3 separate regions of the Homo sapiens genome follow, and all the other regions are linked to region 3. A link is a loop called in an ENCODE intact Hi-C map of the cell type or tissue named here. Cell type or tissue: IMR-90. All regions are shown on one strand.

Region 1 (2,500 bases), 140 kb after region 3:
AGTTTCTGATTTAATAGGTCTGAGTCTGCATTTTTGACAAGCAACTCCAGGTGATTCTAATTCAGTGGATGGAGGAGAAAGTTTTGACAAATACCGGGCAAGAGTCTAAGAAATCAAACTTAAGGAAGTTCAGAAAAAGAGTGTGATTCCTTTATCTAAAAGAGACTGCTATAAAGGAATTCAACCCCTAAAATGACAGGAGACTGCCAAAGACTAACATCCTAGGTGCAAAATTTTAAAAAATTCTGGTGAAATTGAGCTTCTAAGGAAACAACAAGGTTGTGTATAATTATGCAAGACAACAGGCATCAACCCTGTACCTATGTTCTCAGATTCCACAATATAGAAGGGGAAGAAAACTACTGAGAGTGGCATCCAGTAATCCAACATGGTAGAGCTAGTATGTGAAACTGATGATTGGCTTTGCCTCCATTGCTTTATCATCATCTGACCCATGATTATATTTTATGTTTTTATTGTTTGCCTCCTCCAGAGAAACATATCCTCCTGTATCTAGAACAGTGCCTGGCACCTGGGAGTATTACAGTAAATATACATTAAATGAATGGGATGACCAAATGAGAATATGTAAGATGAATTTCTTACCATAAATCATAACCAAACAATTTTGAAGGCTACTGACTTAGATGGAAATATAAGTTATTTGAGAAAGGCCTGTGGTGTGATGTAAAGTTAAGCTCCTTGTATCTGCCAAGACCCTAGCTTCTCTTTGCAGGGTTGCTGGAAGCTGGCCAGGGACAAGCTGTGGGGTGTAACTTGAGAAATGGTTCAGAAACATGCTTCAGATTCTGCAATATAGAAAGGGATGAAAACTATTGAAAGTGGCATCCAGTAATCCAATATGGGAGAGCTAGTATGTGAAGCTGTAAACTCTGAAGAATCTCAGAAGAAAGCATATGAGAGCCTGGGAAACCATGGAAGCCTCCCCTTCCCGGGGAAGGGCAAAGCTGCTGCTTTACTCAGGCTATTGACTGAGCTAGGCACCAGGCATTCTGTGAGGCCCCAGGAGTTTAAGAAATGAATTAAATATTCTCCCCTGCCCTCTTTGAACTGACTCTAACGAGGAGACTTAAGAATTATTTTGTAATCTCTAGTTATATTTTCTGAATTTCAGAGCTTAAATATTATACTTCAACATGAGTCACACCTTTATTTATATGTTGGTTTGTCTCAGCTGTGTTGTGGGTTGGTGGAAGGAGACCACACATACATACACACAGAGTACATACATGCTGTTGATGTTACACACATACTCACACCCCACAAAGTGAAGCTCCATGCTCATTTTGTTTAACAAAGACTAGAGAGGCCTTGCAGACAACAGCTACCTGGAGCAGGAACAAGTGAAGCATGTTTCTGAACCATTTCTCAAGTCACACCCCACAGCCTGTCCCTGGCCAGCTTCCAGCAATCCTGCAAAGGGAAGTTAGGGTGTTGGCAGATATAAGGAGTTTAACTTTACATCACACCACAGCCCTTTCTCACGTGGGTTTTACATCATCATTCACAAAGAATTTATACAAATATTTCCATCTAAGGCAGTAGCTTTCAAACTTGTTTGGCTATGATTTATGGTAAGAAATTCCCATTTGGTCATCCAATTTATTTAATATATATTTACTGTAATACTCCCAGGTGCCACGCACTGTTCTAGATACAGGAGGATATGTTCTCACGGAGGAGGTAAACAATAAAAACATAAAATGTAATCATGGGTCAGATGATGATAAAGCAACGGAGGCAAAGCAAATCAGGGAAGGAGTATAGGGAAAGTAGGGGGAAACAGGAAATTGGTGTTTTAAATAGGGCAGCCAGTAAAGGCCCCACTGAGAACACGACACGAAATACAATCCTGCAGGAAGAGGATGGGTAGCCCATGAGGATATCAGTGGAGGAAAAGTAAAAAGAATCAGCAAAATTGATGTGCTGGATGTAGCCCCAGACAAAGCATATCCTAGTCCCATTTATGCCAGTTGTAGGCTTTAGACAAGTCACTTTCCCTCACTGAGCCTATTTCCTTCTTTGCAAAATGACAATGTGCTGCTTGATTCCCTCTAGACTCCTTTGTGGCTCAAACATTTCCCCATATCTGTGTTCTAAGGATCCTCTTATGTCTTATTCTGGGTAGAAGTATACATGTATGTGTGTGTGTTTGTGTGTGTGTGTATTTATAGGTATATACCATAAAAAATGGTGGGATAAAGTTTCATAAACATTAATACCCTAATCACTTGCAAAATGCTCTAATACTTTTTATTTTTTCTATGTAGATTTTTTAAATGCTGGTTATGCCCAAGTAAATTGATTCACTATGCACTAATGGTCTTAAAGGACTGTTTACAGACATTGAAATCTTCTTGGTTGTGGAGCCAAATCTGACATCAGCAAAACCACATACTCATCCAAGAAAAAAAAAAAAAAAAGTGGGCTCAGTGCTGGAGGCTTCCTCTGCCCTCAGCTTTCAACACCCAGAAAACCC
Region 2 (2,500 bases), 130 kb after region 3:
CTATCCCCAGCTGTAGACAGAGCAGAGATCCAGTGTGACCTGGGCTTTTGGATAAGAAGGAGAACCAGAGAGAGCCAGAAGAGAAACCTGGCTTTGTTTCATTGTCACGAGGGTGACAGACAGTTCATATTAGTTGTCCAGATCCCATGACTGGTGAATCTAAAACTCCAGTGGGGAAATCCAGATGCCTAGACTCTGAGGGAGCCCCATTCTTGTAATAAAATACTCTTCAATTTCACCTATCACTTAAGCCTCTCTCCTCTTCAGAGGCTAAATAAAAGGTGGGAAGAAAAGAAGAGCCTTGAATAGTCCCAAACACCAAAACAATGTTTAGTGATTTCAATGAGATGCAAAGAAGAACTTCCTGAATTGCAAGATAGCTAAATAAGGGAAGATTTTTAATAATGAGCAATATGGATTTATCATAAAAGATTAATTTTCTTGAAGTATTTGAATCAAAACCTGCTCCAAAATTTAAGGATGCTTTCTCGAACTATCAAGAGCTTGTAATAAACTAATTACCAAAAGAAAGTGGAATGCAATACGGGAAAATGTGATTGATTTAATAAGAAAAGACAGGCTACAAATATAAATGAAAAAGACCTTTAAATTTGGCCCCAGTCCCCAGGTCTCTAAATAGCAGTCATTAAAGCATCTTCTCCCACAGCATGAGGGACTTCTAAATTGCAACAATCTTTCTCAGCTAAAAGTAGTCCTGATAACACCAAACTCAATATTTTTAAATTTAATGTGAAAGTTGTATTTGCAAAATGCCTTTGTACTCTCTTTTTATCTTTATGTCTTAATGACAATCACTTTTACCCACTCTCTGCCCACACCACTATCCTGTCCCTAATCACAGGAGCATCTGTAACACAGGCATCAGAAAGTTTCCAGATGTTACGAAGGTCTTCTCCTCTGAATCAAATTTCATTCTGTAAGTACCAGGCTGATTGCTATGCATAACAGTTTCCTATTTGCAGCTAAAATTTAGAAAGTAAATATTTCTCATTTCTTTCCTCAAGGGAAATTTGTGATAACTTACACATAACCACCATACCAGGAAATGCTTTTCAAGGGATGAATAATGAATCTGTAACACTGTGAGTAAACTCCCAGATTTGTGTTCTGCCATACAGCCTCCTGCTAGTCTCACTACTAGGTTGGGGTGAGCTTTTTCTCATGTTTTACCACATTCCTCACTCACTGGTGACATTCTTCTTAACCTAAAATGCTAAGGGTGAAGGGAGTTGTGTAAGATCACAGCTGGGTCATATGTTCACATGACAACCAACCAACCAATTCAGTTTAACCAAACAGGCCCTGAGGATTTTTAGTGACTGAGTCTCAAACTTATGAAATTGTTCACTGCATTAATGGAGAATGCTCTAAGGCTGGGAAGACACAGTCTAGAGAGGAGTGGCTTTCCTGGCTTAAAAAGAGCATAGAAATTTCAAGATTTCAACAGAGAAGAGTTTGGAAGGATATTCTCCAAGTAGGAAAAGTAGTTGATCAATGGACCTTGCTCTGTCTCTCTCATTTTCGCCTTCCTCTTGGGTCCCTCTCACTTTGCTTCTGAAGCAACACTATCTATACTCATTCTCTCTATTCCTTAATGCTTAAAAATAATGTGTTTTTATTTGACAGTTACTCGTCAGGTTACCAGGCTATCCCTTTCATGGTGTTTCCTAAGGCCTCACTATTCAAACTATGAGCCATGATCTTCAGCATCTTCTGAGAGCTGGTGTATAAGTCCATTCTCACATTGCTATAAAGAACTACCTGAGACTGGGTAATTTATAAAGAAAAGAGGTTTTAATTGGCTCACAATTCTGCAGGCTTTGCAGGAAGCATGATTCTGGCATCTGCTCAGCTTCTGGGGAGGTCTCAGGAAACTTACAATACTGATGGAAGGTGAAGGGTGAGCCAGCACCTCACATGGCCAGGAGCAGTAGGAAGAGAGAGAGCAGGGAGATGTCACGCACTTTTAAACAATCAGATCTCATGAGAACTCTATCACAAGAACAGCACTAGGGGGATGGTGCTAAACCATCCATGAGAAACCACCCCCATGATCCAGTCACCTCCCACCAGGCCCCACCTCCAACACTGGGGATTATAATTTGTAATGCAATTTTGTGGAAACACAGATCTAAACCATATCCTCTAGTTAGAAATAGCTCACCGCAGACCTACTAACTCAGAATATGCTTTTTACAAGATCCCAAGTGATTCACATGTACATTAAAGTTTGAGGAGCACTCCACTAAGATAACTCAACCCATGTTCTTCACAGGACACTTGCCAGACTTCCTTCCCTCTGGAATCCCTGCCATACATCTTCACATGGGAGCCCTCCACTGCCGTACCATTCAGAAGCAGCATCCTGGGCAGCATATTTTATTTTATTGCAACTGAGTCTCGCTCTGTCACCAGGCTGGAGTGCAGTGGCGCAATCTTGGCTCACTGCAACCTCTGCCTCCTGGGTTCAAGTGATTCT
Region 3 (2,500 bases):
ACACACACACACACACACACACACACACACACACACACACACACACATATACACAGAGTTCTTTAGGTCTCGAACTCTCTAGGTCTCGAACTTCTCATGATTATATCTCTATGGTCTGCACTTAAGTGTTAAATGATAAATGTTAAGCAACCCCAAGTAAACTGAGTAGAAAAGCGAAAATGCAAGAAAAACTTTTTTTAAATGTTATACAGTATGAAAGAAGATGCAAGTAGAGGCTGTAACTTCATTTCTCCAGCTGGCCATAATACTACAGCTGATGTTTATAGTTTTCCATGACTTCTAATATCCACTCTATGTTCCTCTGACCTTTAACCAGAACCTCTGAAGAACCAGCTGGGTTGTCAAGACAGGAGAAATGACTCTTCCAGGGGGTTTGAGCCCCTGATGGTTTTTCCTGTAGAGGGATACAGCAATTACACATTAACCTTGACCACTTGGCTTGGCACCATAAAGGCTTCCTCAGATTGCACCCATTTTTTACATAGTAGCCACCTGTCTTCTCCTTGGTAATCAAGGTGAGTCATCCAGTCAACTTCATAACCACCTTTTTCTGTTTGCAAATAGTGTGAGAAGCCTAACATGGGCCAAGTGGCAGTCTCAGCTTCTGATTCAATGGACCTATTCCTGTCACTGATGGAAGAATTTCCCCTTTAGATATCAAGACCTCTAAATCAGCAGAAGCAAGATTCACAGGAACACGAACCATAATTCATAAAGCAGGTTACTTGATAAAATCATCAGATTCCTCCCCTACCTCACTGAGTGTCTGACAAGAAGGATAAGAATTAGGCAGGTGAGAGTAACAAAAACCTCAAATAACAATAGCTTAAGCAAGACAGGATTATATTTCTCTCCCGTAAAAGTCCAGGTAGGTGGCCCAGAGCTAATATAGCATTCCATGGTGCCAGGAACCCAGATTCTATTATCTTATTGCTCCATTATGTCCAATAGGCTCCTAATGATTCAATAGATTGATTTGATCTAAGCTATCATATCTGAATTCTAACCAGTAAGAAGGAAAAAAGAGAAAGAGAAGAGAAAAATCCATTCCTGGAAGTTGCGCCAGTCACTCTTATCCCACTTGCCAAAATTTAGCTACATCATCCCACTGAACTACAAGGGGTCTCGAAAATGGAATCTTTACTCTGAGATGCCTTGGACCCCTCAAAAAATCAGAAATTCTATTTCTCTAGAAGAAAGGGAGAAAGAGTATTAAGGGATAACCAGTGGTCTCTGCCACTGAGAATGAGGGAGAACTGCCAGTTTTCTCCCCTAAGGAAAGGGTAGTGTGATGTGCCTACAGCAGTTTGGAGAACCAGAGTCTCCAAATGCCCAGGATTCTCTTGGAAACCCTCATCTCAGTTGTCTAGATTCCACTGCTTCCCAAACAATGTTCTAACTAGCCACAGCCCTGGCGAAGATGTAAATCTAACTGATACTGTAATGTAGCAACTATAAATGCTATCTCTGTGTTTCATTTTCAGCATTCTCAACCCTGTAGAGTTAATAAACAATAAGAGATTCTTTCTACATGATCACATAAAAGCTTCAAATTTCATTCCATGCTTTGTGGTGAGAATTGTGAAATATAACCCTTTCAGAACAGTTGTCAGAAGACCCTTGTCCCCAGATTCAACATTTATCATCCCTTTTGCATGAGTCTATGGTTACAGCTATCTTACCCATTTCCCCAGAGCTTCATTTTCAAAGAGCATGCGGTCCCAAAAGAACAGTGTTGATAACTTGAGTAGTTATTTTATACTTTATAGCATACATTATACTTACAAACCTAAAATAAAGGGGAGGGGGTGAAAATCTCATTTCCTTTTGCCCCATCTTGGCCCAGTAACCAATTCTAAGTGGCCCATATATCTCTTACTTGCAACCCACTCACTATTACCAACTCTGGCATAAGTTAAGGTGCCATGATGCAGTGTTGGGAGGAAATGTCTTTTAAGGCTCATACCATTAACCACTATAACTTTATCCTCCTTATAATGTCATTTTTGACCTCCAACTCACTCCCTCATTCACTGAAGATGAGGACAACTGTAGGCTTCCTGAAGTAAATGCAAAATTTTATGCATATGTTGTGTACTTTCCTAGAGAGCCCATACTTTCCATTTTATTGTCAAAGGACCCCATGACCTCCCCAAGGATAATTAAAAATAACTTCCCTGGCTATTAAAATTGCCCTAAGTGTTTTTCACCTGTGACATTATACATTCCAATGTCCTACTGTCAGTGCATAGCCTCCCACCTTCCAGCTTTCCTTAGCTACTCCTCTGATGTCTGGATGTTCACTACCTCTTCAAGGTTTCACCTTAATCTCTTTCCAATTTAAATTCCAAGCTCCATCCTATCCACAACTCTTCCTTTATTCATTCATCAACTAAATCAATGTTTACTGAGAATTTACCATTTGTTACAGACACAAAGACAAGACAGAGAGTTTCCTGCCCTACTAGAGAATACATTC

Evidence for each region. Hi-C counts contacts between places; a loop is a spot of excess contacts. Peaks named below come from ENCODE experiments on the same cell type or tissue, not always from the same donor. Only the 100,000 strongest peaks of a DNase experiment are listed, where the experiment ranks them.
Region 1: it touches region 3 in a loop (4-fold over the local background); 1 of 110 quality-filtered maps calls a loop at or near these places.
Region 2: a loop joins it to region 3, with 5 times the contacts of the local background. A loop is called at or near these places in 1 of 110 quality-filtered maps.

The regions. Positions count from the first base shown.
Region 1 is chr2:48,714,428-48,716,927 of GRCh38, reverse strand. All of the region lies in intron 10 of STON1-GTF2A1L (STON1-GTF2A1L readthrough), which reads right to left. The region is part of intron 6 of LHCGR (luteinizing hormone/choriogonadotropin receptor); the gene reads left to right. Among named protein-coding and RNA genes, the nearest start is that of LHCGR, 40 kb to the left of the region's middle. In IMR-90, no CTCF peak of the experiment used is centred here; DNase peaks (open chromatin) are centred at 757, 1,497 and 2,407; H3K27ac peaks cover 2,136 bases.
Region 2 is chr2:48,722,059-48,724,558 of GRCh38, reverse strand. All of the region lies in intron 10 of STON1-GTF2A1L (STON1-GTF2A1L readthrough), which reads right to left. LHCGR (luteinizing hormone/choriogonadotropin receptor) reads left to right here. Exons shown (of 11, transcript NM_000233.4): 5 at 863-937; 6 at 1,026-1,103. Among named protein-coding and RNA genes, the nearest start is that of LHCGR, 32 kb to the left of the region's middle. In IMR-90, no CTCF peak of the experiment used is centred here; a DNase peak (open chromatin) is centred at 1,218; H3K27ac peaks cover 1,688 bases.
Region 3 is chr2:48,852,171-48,854,670 of GRCh38, reverse strand. No RefSeq gene overlaps it. Among named protein-coding and RNA genes, the nearest start is that of LHCGR, 98 kb to the right of the region's middle. In IMR-90, no CTCF peak of the experiment used is centred here; a DNase peak (open chromatin) is centred at 1,560; H3K27ac peaks cover 2,165 bases.